Regions from separate parts of the Mus musculus genome. Here region 1 is linked to region 2. The links are chromatin contacts, found by POLR2A ChIA-PET in ENCODE. All regions are on one chromosome and are shown on one strand. The core of a region is the stretch at or near the end of the contact, and the rest is flanking DNA. Distances in the headings are between cores, read along the strand shown. Region 1 overlaps St6galnac3 (ST6 (alpha-N-acetyl-neuraminyl-2,3-beta-galactosyl-1,3)-N-acetylgalactosaminide alpha-2,6-sialyltransferase 3). Region 2 holds the start of Rabggtb (Rab geranylgeranyl transferase, b subunit).

What was found. ChIA-PET counts read pairs that join two places held with the same protein, here RNA polymerase II (POLR2A).
Region 1: POLR2A ChIA-PET joins it to region 2 with 19 read pairs in Patski. The contact joins the enhancer-like site here to the promoter of Rabggtb in region 2. POLR2A ChIA-PET finds 5 or more read pairs at or near these places in 2 of 5 experiments (Patski and embryonic stem cell).

Annotation. Positions count from the first base shown.
Region 1 is chr3:153,664,965-153,671,281 of GRCm38, reverse strand. All of the region lies in intron 1 of St6galnac3 (ST6 (alpha-N-acetyl-neuraminyl-2,3-beta-galactosyl-1,3)-N-acetylgalactosaminide alpha-2,6-sialyltransferase 3), which reads left to right. Among named protein-coding and RNA genes, the nearest start is that of St6galnac3, 57 kb to the left of the region's middle. Within about 2 kb of position 2,286, at least 1 of the 3 ENCODE cell types and tissues checked has a DNase peak (open chromatin) inside an H3K27ac peak, as active enhancers do.
Region 2 is chr3:153,908,892-153,914,560 of GRCm38, reverse strand. Rabggtb (Rab geranylgeranyl transferase, b subunit) reads left to right here and starts at 2,358. Exons shown (of 8, transcript NM_011231.2): 1 at 2,358-2,636; 2 at 3,673-3,870; 3 at 4,195-4,300; 4 at 4,963-5,015; 5 at 5,102-5,212; 6 at 5,646-5,669. The coding sequence starts at 2,502. Gm24494 (a small nucleolar RNA gene) reads left to right here and starts at 2,871; the gene lies at 2,871-2,951. Snord45c (small nucleolar RNA, C/D box 45C) reads left to right here and starts at 2,372; the gene lies at 2,372-2,432. It overlaps Snord45b (small nucleolar RNA, C/D box 45B), which reads left to right and starts at 3,950; the gene lies at 3,950-3,994.

The sequences.
Region 1 (6,317 bases), core at 1,037-3,536, 240 kb after region 2:
ATGCAGTTGGATCAACAAGCTCCCTGGCCTGCAAGCCTGGCTGAAATAGCTACACATTCAGTAAGAGACCTTATCTCAGAGAAGGGGGAAGGCAGAGCAGAAGCGTTCCCCTGGCGTCCATATCTATGCCATCTGCATACACACATGTACATGCATATGTACACTTGCAAAATAAACCAACCAAGAAAGCCCCAGAGACCAGAGGGGAAGAAGTCTGGAATGTCAACCAAGCCCCCAGAGAGCCACAGCGAGGTGCACTACCTTGCTAGTCATGTTTCTCGATGCCCATGGTTTATGGTTTAGCCTTCTGTTCCATCATGACTGCCACCTCAGGAATTCTATCTGATGGTCTTTTGCTGTGAGAACTGAATGAGTGACTGACCGTATTCCACACCACAAGCTGTCGCCATGTCCCGTCTCCCATGTAAAATCCTTAGTAGTCTAGTCATTTGGTTATCAATATCCTGTCAATCGAGATTCTATATGTCGATACCACACTCAGTTTTTAAGAAATTAATTTTATTTATTTGTTTTGTGTGTGTGTATGCCTCTCCTGCATGAATGTCTACCATTTGCATACAGGGAGCCTAAAGAACTGGAGTCCCAGGCAACTGTGGGCTGTTATGTGGGTGCTGGGAATTGAACCTGGGTCCTCTGCAAGATCGCTATTGGCTTTTTACTACTGATGCCTCTCTTTAGCTCCAACAAAGCCTTTTAACTTTCTTTTTAATTTTTATTTACTTTTTCCTGTGGGTGAAAAGGGTCAAACTCAGTACTCCACGCTTCCGTGGCAAACGCTTTGCCGACTATGCCCCTCCTCGGCACTCTCTTACGACTTAACACATTTTAACAGCTCTCAATCATTCCCATCCAAACAGACCATACTGTAAACTGAACATCAGGGAGGGACTTGAGTCATAGCACACTGTCACCCCAAAGAATCCCTCTCCTTCTGGGCGGTTCTGTCTAGCAGGTGCAGGCCAGCGGAATGTGCCAGTAACGTGGCAGATGCTCCTCTCAACAGTTTCCACGCGTGGGCCTCCACTCCTGGCTTGGGATCACATGACTGGTTTCCAGCCATCCCCTGTGGCCCTCCATGGAGCAGAGTGCACAGAGGAGATCTTAGAAGGCTTTGTCCAAGGTGTGCCCTTGAGTCTGTGACTCAAAGGGAAATCCATTCGCAACTAACTTTCAGCATTGGCTCGCTGAAGGCCCGACCGCCCTGCTTGCTCCTCTGCGGTGTCCAGGAATCTTCTCTCACAGACTGGAAATCACCACCACCCACAGTTAACAGGCTCACAAGACTTACCACAGCGTCTTTGCTTCGGAACTGTTCCTTGTAAAAAGCCAGCAAAGAGGCAGCTGCAGACCATGTCTAAGTGCACTTTTCAAAGGTCAGACTCCAAGGATGTGAACCTGGTCAGTAGCTGTTTAAAATGTGTTTATTTCTGTCAAGAGACAGACTTTGTCCGGGACAGAGTCTGTTGTCAGTGCACTGTCTGTTCATTGATATACAGCTTACAGATAAAAGCATTTCCATGGCTTGGTAATGTGTGAGGGTTTTGACAAAACTCAATTTTCATCTTATCCTGTGGTATTTTCTATGATTCAGTGGAGAGATCCCAAGCTAATTCTACCTTGGTTCTTTTGGAGAGAGAAAGAAGAGAAGCATCAATGGTAGTGATCAGCCGTGTGTGGGATTGGTGTGCATGCCAAGTCGGCTTCAGATGAGCAAACCCAGGAAAGTTCCTACCGATGAGTAGCTTTCACGGTTGGCCGAACAGCAGAGTTTGGGAAGCCTCTGGTTCCGGGCTCGGGGCACCTCAGGTCTAATTTAGTTCTGGGAAAGCAGATTCAAATATTCAGAAAGCGGTTCCTTCCTTTTCACTCCCTTGCTTAGGATGAGTTTGAATTATAGTCTTTGTCTCAAAGTTCTTCCTAAGAGTATTTTATCCAGAACTAACAAATTTATAGGCGTCAGAAATGGCGTGTTTTTTTTTTTATACCAGTCATTTGCACGAGACCGTGCCCAGGGTTATTTACACAGGGTCACGGCCAATCACAGGAGCTTGAGAAAGCAGCATCTCATAAATTCACAATGGATTGTGGTGTCAGTGCTTTTCCAGAAAGGAAAACTCAGATTCTAGAGTCAGGAAATGCGACCCCAGAAGCCAGGCCTCTGCTCCCCTTGGACACCTGCCATTGCTGTCAACTCTCCTGCTTCCTGCTCTGCCCCTGTGTGGAGGAGACCATGACTCAGCTAAATGACCAGGTGGCTGAACCCTCTGTGCTCTCCTCAGTCCTTGCTGTCTTCTTCCCCAGGCTTCTCTTTCCAGTCTCCTTTTGCTGTTAGCTATTTGCACACCTCGCATCTGGGGGAGTTCTGGAAATATGGCGGCCAATCGAGTACCAGTGAGCCTTGCCCAGAGCACCACCTTCCCAGGCCACGTGTTAGGAGATACATGTTTCTGTGTCCCGTGTTCCCGTGATCGTGACTGCAATATGTGTGGAGTAGGCAGAGGTGTGGGGATCTAAGCAAAGGCTAGGGAAGTGCAAGATAGCCTGCTGTGAGCACACACTCTTGCTGGAGCACAGCCCCTCCCCTCCGCCATCCCCGTCCCAGAGGAGACTGGAATTCAGCAGTCCTTAGTCTGTATCTGTACTGACCGGTATTTGCGTGAAAGCCGCATTGCGTGTGCGTGTGTGTGTGTGTGTGTGTGTGTGTGTGTGTGTGTGTGTATGGCCGTGTGAGAGAATGGGCACTTGCACGTAAGCTCTGTCATGCCTACGGAGACTAAAGAAAGCTTCCATTGTTTTCCTCTGAAGGGAACTGGCCTGTGTGGGACCATGGGCCCAAGATGACGATTCTCTGAGGTGAAAGTCTTTTCAAGGGTTTTAACTTTTTGGTCAAAGTCAGAAGGCTTGTGAGTTCTAGAGGAAATGCTTGTTTGAACTAGCTCACTTTCTTCCTCTCCCTTTTCCCCTTCCCTTGCTCTCTCCCTGTCTCTCTCATGTGGACTCCTTTGAGGCTAGCATGAGCTGTATATGAAACCCCTTCTTAACAATGCTCCCCTGCCTCCCCAAAAGAAAGATGAAATGCATGCTCGTTGTCAGGGAGATCTGAGAGTCCTGCAAAGGTCAGCCTCTGAAATCTCAGAGTTTTAAAAAAGTGCTCAGGGTGGGAACATGTCTGAACATGAAGTCCTAGTGAGCTGACAGCACTGTGTCTATCACAAGCATCTCCACGAAGAGGAGGTAGGGTGCCTCTGGAGGGGTGCTGGTATTCCCAGCCTGGGCTGTAGCAGTTGAGCTATGGTGTTCAGCCAGAGGCGGGATGCAAGACCAGTGCTTAAAAGCATCTGCGTGCTTGCTATGCAAGTGTGAGGACCCAAGTTCAAATCCCCAGAAACCCATGTAAAGGTGGGTGTATTAGCATGGATATGTATCCCTGTGCCCTTACAATGAGGTGAAAGGTCAAGGAGGAGAGCCCTGAGAAGCCCACAGGCTGGCTAGCCTGGGATACATGCAGCATCAGGAAATGACATGGTAAAATGGGGACCGACACCTGCGGTTGTCCTTTGCCTTCTACAGGCATGACATAGCCTGCATGCAAATGCACACATGCACCCCAACACACATAGTCATGCACACACATACATGCCACTCACACACACACCACACAATAGATACAGCAACACGGGAGCAGGCTGGGTATGTGTGCCTGCAGCCATGACTCCAGCGAGGTGGATGCAGAACGGTCATGAGTTCAGTGCCAGCCTGGGCAAAATGAGATTCAGTCACCAAAACCCAAAGGCTAGAGAGGTTAAGAACACATGCTGGTCTTTCAGAGGACCAGAGTTCCACTCCCAGCACCTACATCCTGAAGCTCTTAGGCCCCTGTAACTCCACCTCCTTCTGGCTCTGTAGACACCTCATGTGCACATACCCTCACAGAGACACATACATGTGCATATGATTAAAAACAAGGCATCTTTAAAAAGTAAAGCCAGACAGGCGTCGTGGCTCTGCGGCATCGCTGGATGCTGAGGCTTAGCCTCTCGTGTCTGTTTATTCAGACTTCCATTTACCGCTTAGACTGCCAGTCCAGTGGCCCCTCACCTCTCAGCTGCTGTGAGAAGCTCCTGAGGCAGGGGGATTACTGTCAGGTCTCCAGGGCATGGCTCTGTAAAGGCCTCAAAAAGCAGTCTGTTAAGCCTTCTCTTTTTCTCCCGTGAAGTTTTTAAGCATATACATCTATACATAAGCATAAGCATCTATACATACCATATACATCTATACATACCACCACACAGATGTCGAGTGCACTATGTGCATATGTAATATATACATAAACATATACATCCATAGACCCCCCACATATCCACAGCCCCCGTATATCCATGCATACATATATGTGTGCTCTTACTCATGTAGGCAAACACAGACGAATACGTACATGATCACATTCTGCATGTACTGTTTCTAGGGAAGACTGGCCCACGTAGGGCAGCGCTCTCTTATTTTCAGAGGACCCCTCCCTGGGCTTTCATGGTGCAGGAAGGTGGTGTGAGCCTTTAAAACTGTACGTATTTACTCTTGTAGTTGTGTCTTGGTGACAGAAATTCTTTTTTTTTTTCCATTTTTTATTAGGTATTTAGCTCATTTACATTTCCAATGCTATACCAAAAGTCCCCCATACCCACCCACCCCCACTCCCCTACCCACCCACTCCCCCTTTTTGGCCTTGGCGTTCCCCTGTACTGGGGCATACAAAGTTTGCAAGTCCAATGGGCCTCTCTTTCCAGTGATGGCCGATTAGGCCATCTTTTGATACATATGCAGCTAGAGTTAAGAGCTCCGGGGTACTGGTTAGTTCATAATGTTGTTCCACCTATAGGGTTGCAGATCCCTTTAGCTCCTTGGGTTCTTTCTCTAGCTCCTCCATTGGGAGCCCTGTGATCCATCCATTAGCTGACTGTGAGCATCCACTTCTGTGTTTGCTAGGCCCCGGCATAGTCTCACAAGAGATAGCTACATCTGGGTCCTTTCGATAAAATCTTGCTAGGGTATGCAATGGTGTCAGCGTTTGGATGCTGATTATGGGGTGGATCCCTGGATATGGCAGTCTCTACATGGTCCATCCTTTCATCTCAGCTCCAAACTTTGGTGACAGAAATTCTGTCAGGTCGAGAAGAGATCCTAAAAGAAAATGGTCTAAGAAAATAAATACCTTTGTCACATATGTCCTTGTCTGGTGCCTGGGGTGACCTGGGGTTTGGAGGGTTCTGGTTTGGACACAAGCAAGCGAGCCAGACACCGGCCTTTTCTAAACTCTAGATTCCTCACCTATAAATGATGCTGTCTGCAGCCATGGCTCTCAGACGCTCAGCTCTGTCTGTCCTGATGGCCGAGGAAATCAGAGTCAAGTCAGACGCTCTCATTCAGGCATGAGCCTGACCTGTATCCTCGGTGTCTGGACGAGTACCTGGATGACGGAGCAGACCACAGATCCCTCGCTTCCTCCAGTTTCTAAACGCTCACGTCAGGTGGACCTTATTGCTATCCAGGCCTTTGAACAATATAATTGGCTTAATTTTAGTTTTCTGATTCCAGGAGTGCACGCTTCCCCTGTCTGTCTCTTGTCTTATTGATTTTGATGGCAAGAGATTAATCTGGTGCTCTGAGGAGCTGGGCATCAAGAGCTCTCCAGCAAGGAGCAATTTTGCCCTCTGGCTGCCTGGTGCTCACATATCTCTCATCAGCAATTTGTAGGACTCACCCCCCTGTGCCCCACAAACCCCGATCCCCACCCCTTGGCTTAGAACTGTCTTTGCAGTGCCCCTGAAGGGAGGAGGAGGAAGGCCAGCCTTTCTTTAGCCACATGAAGCCTGCATGGAGCCTGGTAGGATTGGTCTGCTCCTGCTACTTTGTATGCAAGATAGCTCCTGCTTACCACTCACCCCAGTTTTAGCTGTTCGTGTCCGTGGATCCTTGGGCTAGCTTTAGCATATAGATTTCAGATTACATTGGAATTGCCTATGTCTTTCTGTGTTTCTTACTTCACAATTAGACCCTGAAAAACAGAGTTTAGCCTTGTTTCTCATGCACGTGGTAACTTGAATAGCTAGCTATCCACAACATATTTCCTGAAGTAGTCAATGACTTGAGTTAATCAGGATGATGTCATTGACTTTATTAATTAACCCAGTGACTTTATTTAATCCAGATGAGAACATTTGGGGGTACTGATAGCTTGAAAACATGGTTTCCAACTGGACAGTGGGTACTTAACAGTACCGGCTGGCATGTGTCCAAAG
Region 2 (5,669 bases), core at 1,109-3,608:
TCCTAAGTCACATTTTAAAAAGTGAAAATAGATTACATTAATTTTATAATATATTTAACCCAATATATCTAAAATATCACTTCAGCCAACAGTGCTTCTCCCCCTTGTTCTTTGACCATTTTATGCATGTGTAGAATGCATTCTGATTATTCTTGCTCCCTACCATTTCTTATCTCCCTCCCACACATCAGCTTCTTCTCCTCCTTACAACCCTCATTCCCACATTCATGTCTTTTATTTTGTGACTCACTGAGTTTAACTGGGGCTGTCTGTGTGGCCATGGGGTTGGAGAAGTCCACCGATGCCTGGTCAGCTTGCCAGCAAGCACATATAAAGAGAATGACTCCCCCTTTCTCAGTATATGTGTCTGTACCCATTAGGTCAGCAGAGAGGGGCAAGGCCCCAGAATCCCTTCCCCATCGATGACTGACCCTTGTCAGGGTCATTCATGTGCAAGCCCAGTGCAGATAAACACAGTGACTCTGAATTCAAGGTTGCAGTGGCTGTTGTGCCCAGAAGATGGCTTCTCAGCCTTTTCCGATTACTTTCTCTTATATTCTTTCTGTGTCCTTCTTCAATGATAGTCACTAAGCTCTAAAAAGAGGTTAGCCCTCAACAGATGTATTTTCTGAGAACCTTGGGCAGCCAAGAGTCTCTGCATAGAAAGGCTTATCTGAATATGGCTAAGAGTAGCATTTTTTTAATGAATATAAGCATAGATATTCAGAAGGCAGCCAACAAACTTTAAAATGAGAAGTGTGGCACACAATTTGTATTTTACGATTACAGCATTTTCCAGTTTAGACTGGCCACATTCCAATCCCTCCCGTGGCTGTATCTGACATCTTGGCTTTAGAGTGATAAATGAACTTATAACTAGTTAGTTGCATTGCAGCTATAGTTCTTTAGGGTGGGGAGGCATACTTTATTCTTTGAAGAGGCAAACTGGGCGGGGGAGATCGCATGCCTAGCATTTTCAGTTGTGAGTTCAAGGCCCAGGACTTTAAAAAAAGGTTAAAAATGAAGAGGTTAAACCATATTAATTTACCAGCACAGAGTGGAAAAATTAACCTTATTTTAATGATTTCTGGGATCAAAACGAAGCATGTATTTTCACCTGGTGTCTTTCAAGGATCTTTCCATAGCAATATATGTGGCGCTTTTTGATTAGCTGGGTAACAGACACTCTATAACTGATCAATCTTCGAGGGTATTGGGGATAGGGACTCGAGCTCAGGTTGGCTTCCAAGTGCCTACACAGCTGAGGATTTGGATCACTGATCCTCCTGCCTCCGCTTTCCCAGTGCTGGGATAACAGGTCTGCACTAGCACTCCGGGTTTGAACGCTGTGGTTGACATCAATGTCCAGGCTCCTTGAATGCTAAGGAAAGCTCTTTGCAAACTGAGCGACATGGGGTCCTTCAGGCAGACTCGTAGCCGGCTGCATCGTGACCGCGGAGTCCTTCAGGCAGGTGTGCGACCGGCTAAATCGCGGCCGCGGGGTCCTTCGGGCAGAGCGTGGCCAGCTACGTAGGGCGTGGGCGGCCGGGCGGGCGCGTGTGCGCAGGCGCGCGGGCCCTGACTCCCCGTGCTCCCGCGCGCTTCAGTCTTTCGGCGGTCGGACATGGTGAGAGCACCGTCGCTGCGGTGCGCGGAGGCAGGGGTGGTCTGGGCGGTGGGTCGGGCTGCGGGGCATCGCGGGCTCGCACAGCATGGGGAACAGGCGGGCCTGCAAGGCGATCATTCTTGTGGGGCCCAGGCTGGCCTGGAGCTCTCCGCAATGCCCCTGCCTCGGCCTCCTTAGGCCATACTTGGACTGCCGCTTGAGCTGTGTATGGCTCAGCGTTTTCTGCACTTCTCGAGGCCTGGGATCTTATCCGCGGACCGTGGGCGAGCCTTCCTGGATTGGGCCGCCTGATATTTTTTCTTAACATCGGGGACTTGTACGTGCCTGTATTTTGAAGGTTACATGATCATTTACGAATGTTGTTTCATAGTTAAACATTTTAACTGGGATGGAAGGAAGTCGGCCTTGGCCCACGCCTTTTAATCCTAACACTCTTGGATTAAAGAAGTGAGGCAGAAGCAGGTGGCCTGGTCTACACAGGGAGTTCCAGACCAGACAGGGCTTCATAGCCGAGACTCTGAATAAAGTAGGAAATTTATTTTGGCAATCGCTTTGACCTACTTATTGGGTGAGTCTTAGAATCGAAGGTGGAATTTGGAGCTAATGGGTCTGATTATTTAGCAAAGGGGTTAGCATGTGAAGACTGTAGAAAGGTGCGCTGAAGCCTCAAACTTGTTAAGCAAGAGTGTGTATTTCTGGCATAACTCAAAAGATAAGCGTCAAGATTCGGGTCAATGATGAGCTGGCATGTATTCTGAATCTAAAGTTGATTATAAACCACTTTAGCTCTAGAATTACTCTGAGACCTGAAAGAAAAAAAGTACTGAGATCTGGCTATGTGTGAGTCTGAGATGTCACGATTTCCGGATGGTGAATGGGATCTCTGCTTTTTTCTTGGAAGGGCACACAGCAGAAAGACGTTACTATCAAGTCAGATGCGCCTGACACCCTGTTGCTGGAGAAGCATGCCGATTATATTGCTTCCTATGGCTCAAAGAAAGATGATTATGTGCGTATGATTCTTTTTTCTGTTGAAAGGTTTCTAAGACTAACAGCAATAAGTATAATACTTACTTGTATAATACTAATTGAGAGGCCTGATTTAAAATGTATTATAGGTGTACCTTGTATATCAGAGGTTGGTATTTGACCACATCAGTCATGTGCTGGTACATAAAGGGCGGAAGTGCAGGGCTGCAGGTAGAAGGGGTTTGCTCATTTCTGTCTGGGGTAAAACCTTGAAGGTCAATGATGTGTTGGCATGTATTATCTGAATTCGCTGATGTGTCATAACACTTTAGCTCTAGAATTACGCTGAGACCTTGAAAAGGTTTTACCTAAACTTGATGTAATGGTGTGCCTGGGGAAATGGCCGGGGAGGTTGCCAGCAGCAAGCAGGGGTGGCTGAGTTTGAGAAGGCCCAAGCTGTGGGGGGACCCTCCAAGGAGGAGTCATTTGGGTAAAAGTATTTGTGCAGCAGCTCTCTGTCTTAGAGAGCGTGGCATTTGACTGTCTTTACAACTTTTCAGTTAGTGGGAATCATAGGCCCAAATGTGTGGCCTTCTTGCCAACTGTGCACCTGGTTCTTTTGGGTTTGGTTTGGCAGCACGCCAGTGAGGCCTTCACCTGAATAAATGCTTGTGAGGTAATGCTTCATTTGGTTCCCATCTTTAGCGTCATTTATCTTTCCGTATTCATAGACTTCATTTGTAGAATGCAATAATTGATGCTTAGTAAACAGTAGGCATCAATACTGCTTTTGGTTAATTCACCTGAGGTTAGCACTTGGAGACTAAGAGTATTGGCTCTCAATCTTCTTGCTGCTGTGACCTTTCCTAACAGTTCTACGTGTTGTGGCGATCTCCGACCATGAGATAACTTTTGTTGCTACTTACTTCATAACTAGTTTCATTGTTAGGAATCAGAATGTGGGGCCCAAAGGGTCGGCAACCGCCACTCTAAAGCCTTACGAGTTGTTCACAGCTGACTTAGGTAGAGGTGGGTTATGTAAAGTCAGAGTGGCAAATCTGAGATGCTTCTCCTAGGAATACTGCATGTCTGAATACCTGAGAATGAGCGGCGTCTATTGGGGCCTGACTGTGATGGACCTCATGGGACAGCTTCATCGCATGAACCGAGAAGAAATCCTGGTGTTTATCAAGTCGTGCCAGCATGAGTGTGGGGGAATAAGTGCTAGCATTGGGCACGACCCCCACCTTCTGTACACGCTCAGTGCTGTCCAGGTGAGCCCTTGTGAAACCTTGCCACTTGCTGTGACCACCCAAAGGCTACTTCCCACAGGTCAGTGATGTCATGGCATGTATTAGCTGAATGCTAACCTGATGCAAGTTACAAATTACACTGAGACCTTGGAAGGTGAACTCCTTGTGTATGTTAATTGAAGCACAGTCCAGTTCAAATTTGGTTTCAATGAAGAGCCAGAGGATAGTTAAAGCCCTACCTGTTTCTTACCTTATCAAGGGAACAAGAAGTTTATAGTAAGCTTGAGAGGGCCTGGTGGGTGACTCTGATCCAGGACAAACCTGTGACACCCGCTTGTCTTTCAGATTCTTACTCTGTATGACAGTGTTCATGTTATCAACGTAGATAAGGTCGTGGCCTATGTTCAGAGCCTACAGAAAGAAGATGGCTCCTTTGCTGGAGACATTTGGGGTAAGACCAGATTGCAGTTTTTGTCAGCTACTCCTACTCAGAATATCTTTTGTCTTGGTGGTAGTAATCATAAGATTTCAAGTTGTTCCGTCTTTTCAGGTCCCACTAAGCAGTTGGTCTAACTGGAATAAAATGGCCTGCTGGAAGTCCCAGCATGCCCCGTGCTGGCTTGTCAGCACACCACACTAAAAGATAAGGTAGGTTCAAGTTTTATCTCCAATAATAATTAACTTCCCTGAAGGTAAAGACCTGGGGAGGTCTCTAAACGTTTGTCAAATTAGTAAATATCTTGAGTTGGGAGATGGAAATTTTTCCTTTGATTAATTTAGATAATCTGGGGGGGAACAAAATGCAGTCCTGAGACCAGCTGCTTTGTGGGATGTGAACCTTTTTTAAAGCAGGGCTTTGATTATGTTACTAAATTACTAGCCCGAATGGGGGGCGAGGCATATACTCCTGCCATTTTATAGGTTCCTTTCTTTTCTGGGCCCTTGCAAGCTACTAGGCTATTGCTTTCTATTTGCCTAGCTGGTTTCCTCAGAAGTTGGGGGACTGCCTCCTAGTGAGCATAGTCAGTCTTGACTTTGGGGAGTTTAATGGGTTTTGTTCTTAGGTGACTTGGTAGCACTTACATGTCTGCCTTGGCTCTTTTTGTCTTTTAGGAGAAATTGATACAAGATTCTCATTTTGTGCGGTGGCAACTTTGGCTCTTTTGGTAAGCTTTGACTGTTGCATTAAAGGACCGAATTAAACACTTGAGTACTAGGTAGCTGTAATAGGCTGCTTCCTTTCTCGTCATAGGGCAAGCTTGATGCTATTAATGTGGAAAAGGCGATTGAGTTTGTTTTGTCCTGCATGAACTTTGATGGTGGATTTGGGTGCAGACCAGGCTCTGAATCTCACGCTGGGCAGGTAATTTTGCAATTAAAGTTTATAGGGGTTTTGTGTTGTGAATGGCCACACCTTCTCACTGAGTTTTGTGTATATGCTGGGTCTACACAACTTCACCCTAAGTAAACACCAGTGCTCCTTATTGGCATTTGTCTGTTTATGTGGGGTCTGCATTCTGTGCTGTTAACTGACCTCGAGGCTTACTGTGTGTGTAGTCCAGGCTGTCCTCGGGGCTTGCTACGTGCTGGGATTGGAGGCATGACCCTGACCTTATTCGTACAGATGAACTAACCTTACCCAGTGCAGAGAACATTGTGCATAAGTATAGCATTCCACTGTCGCATTGAACCTACTAATACAACCTGAGATAACAAAGATGGAGCTTTAGTAATTTTGGTAGTGTCTGTCATTTACTGTTAAACTATACCTGTGTACTTTATGTCTGTAATTTTAGATCTATTGTTGCACAGGATTCCTG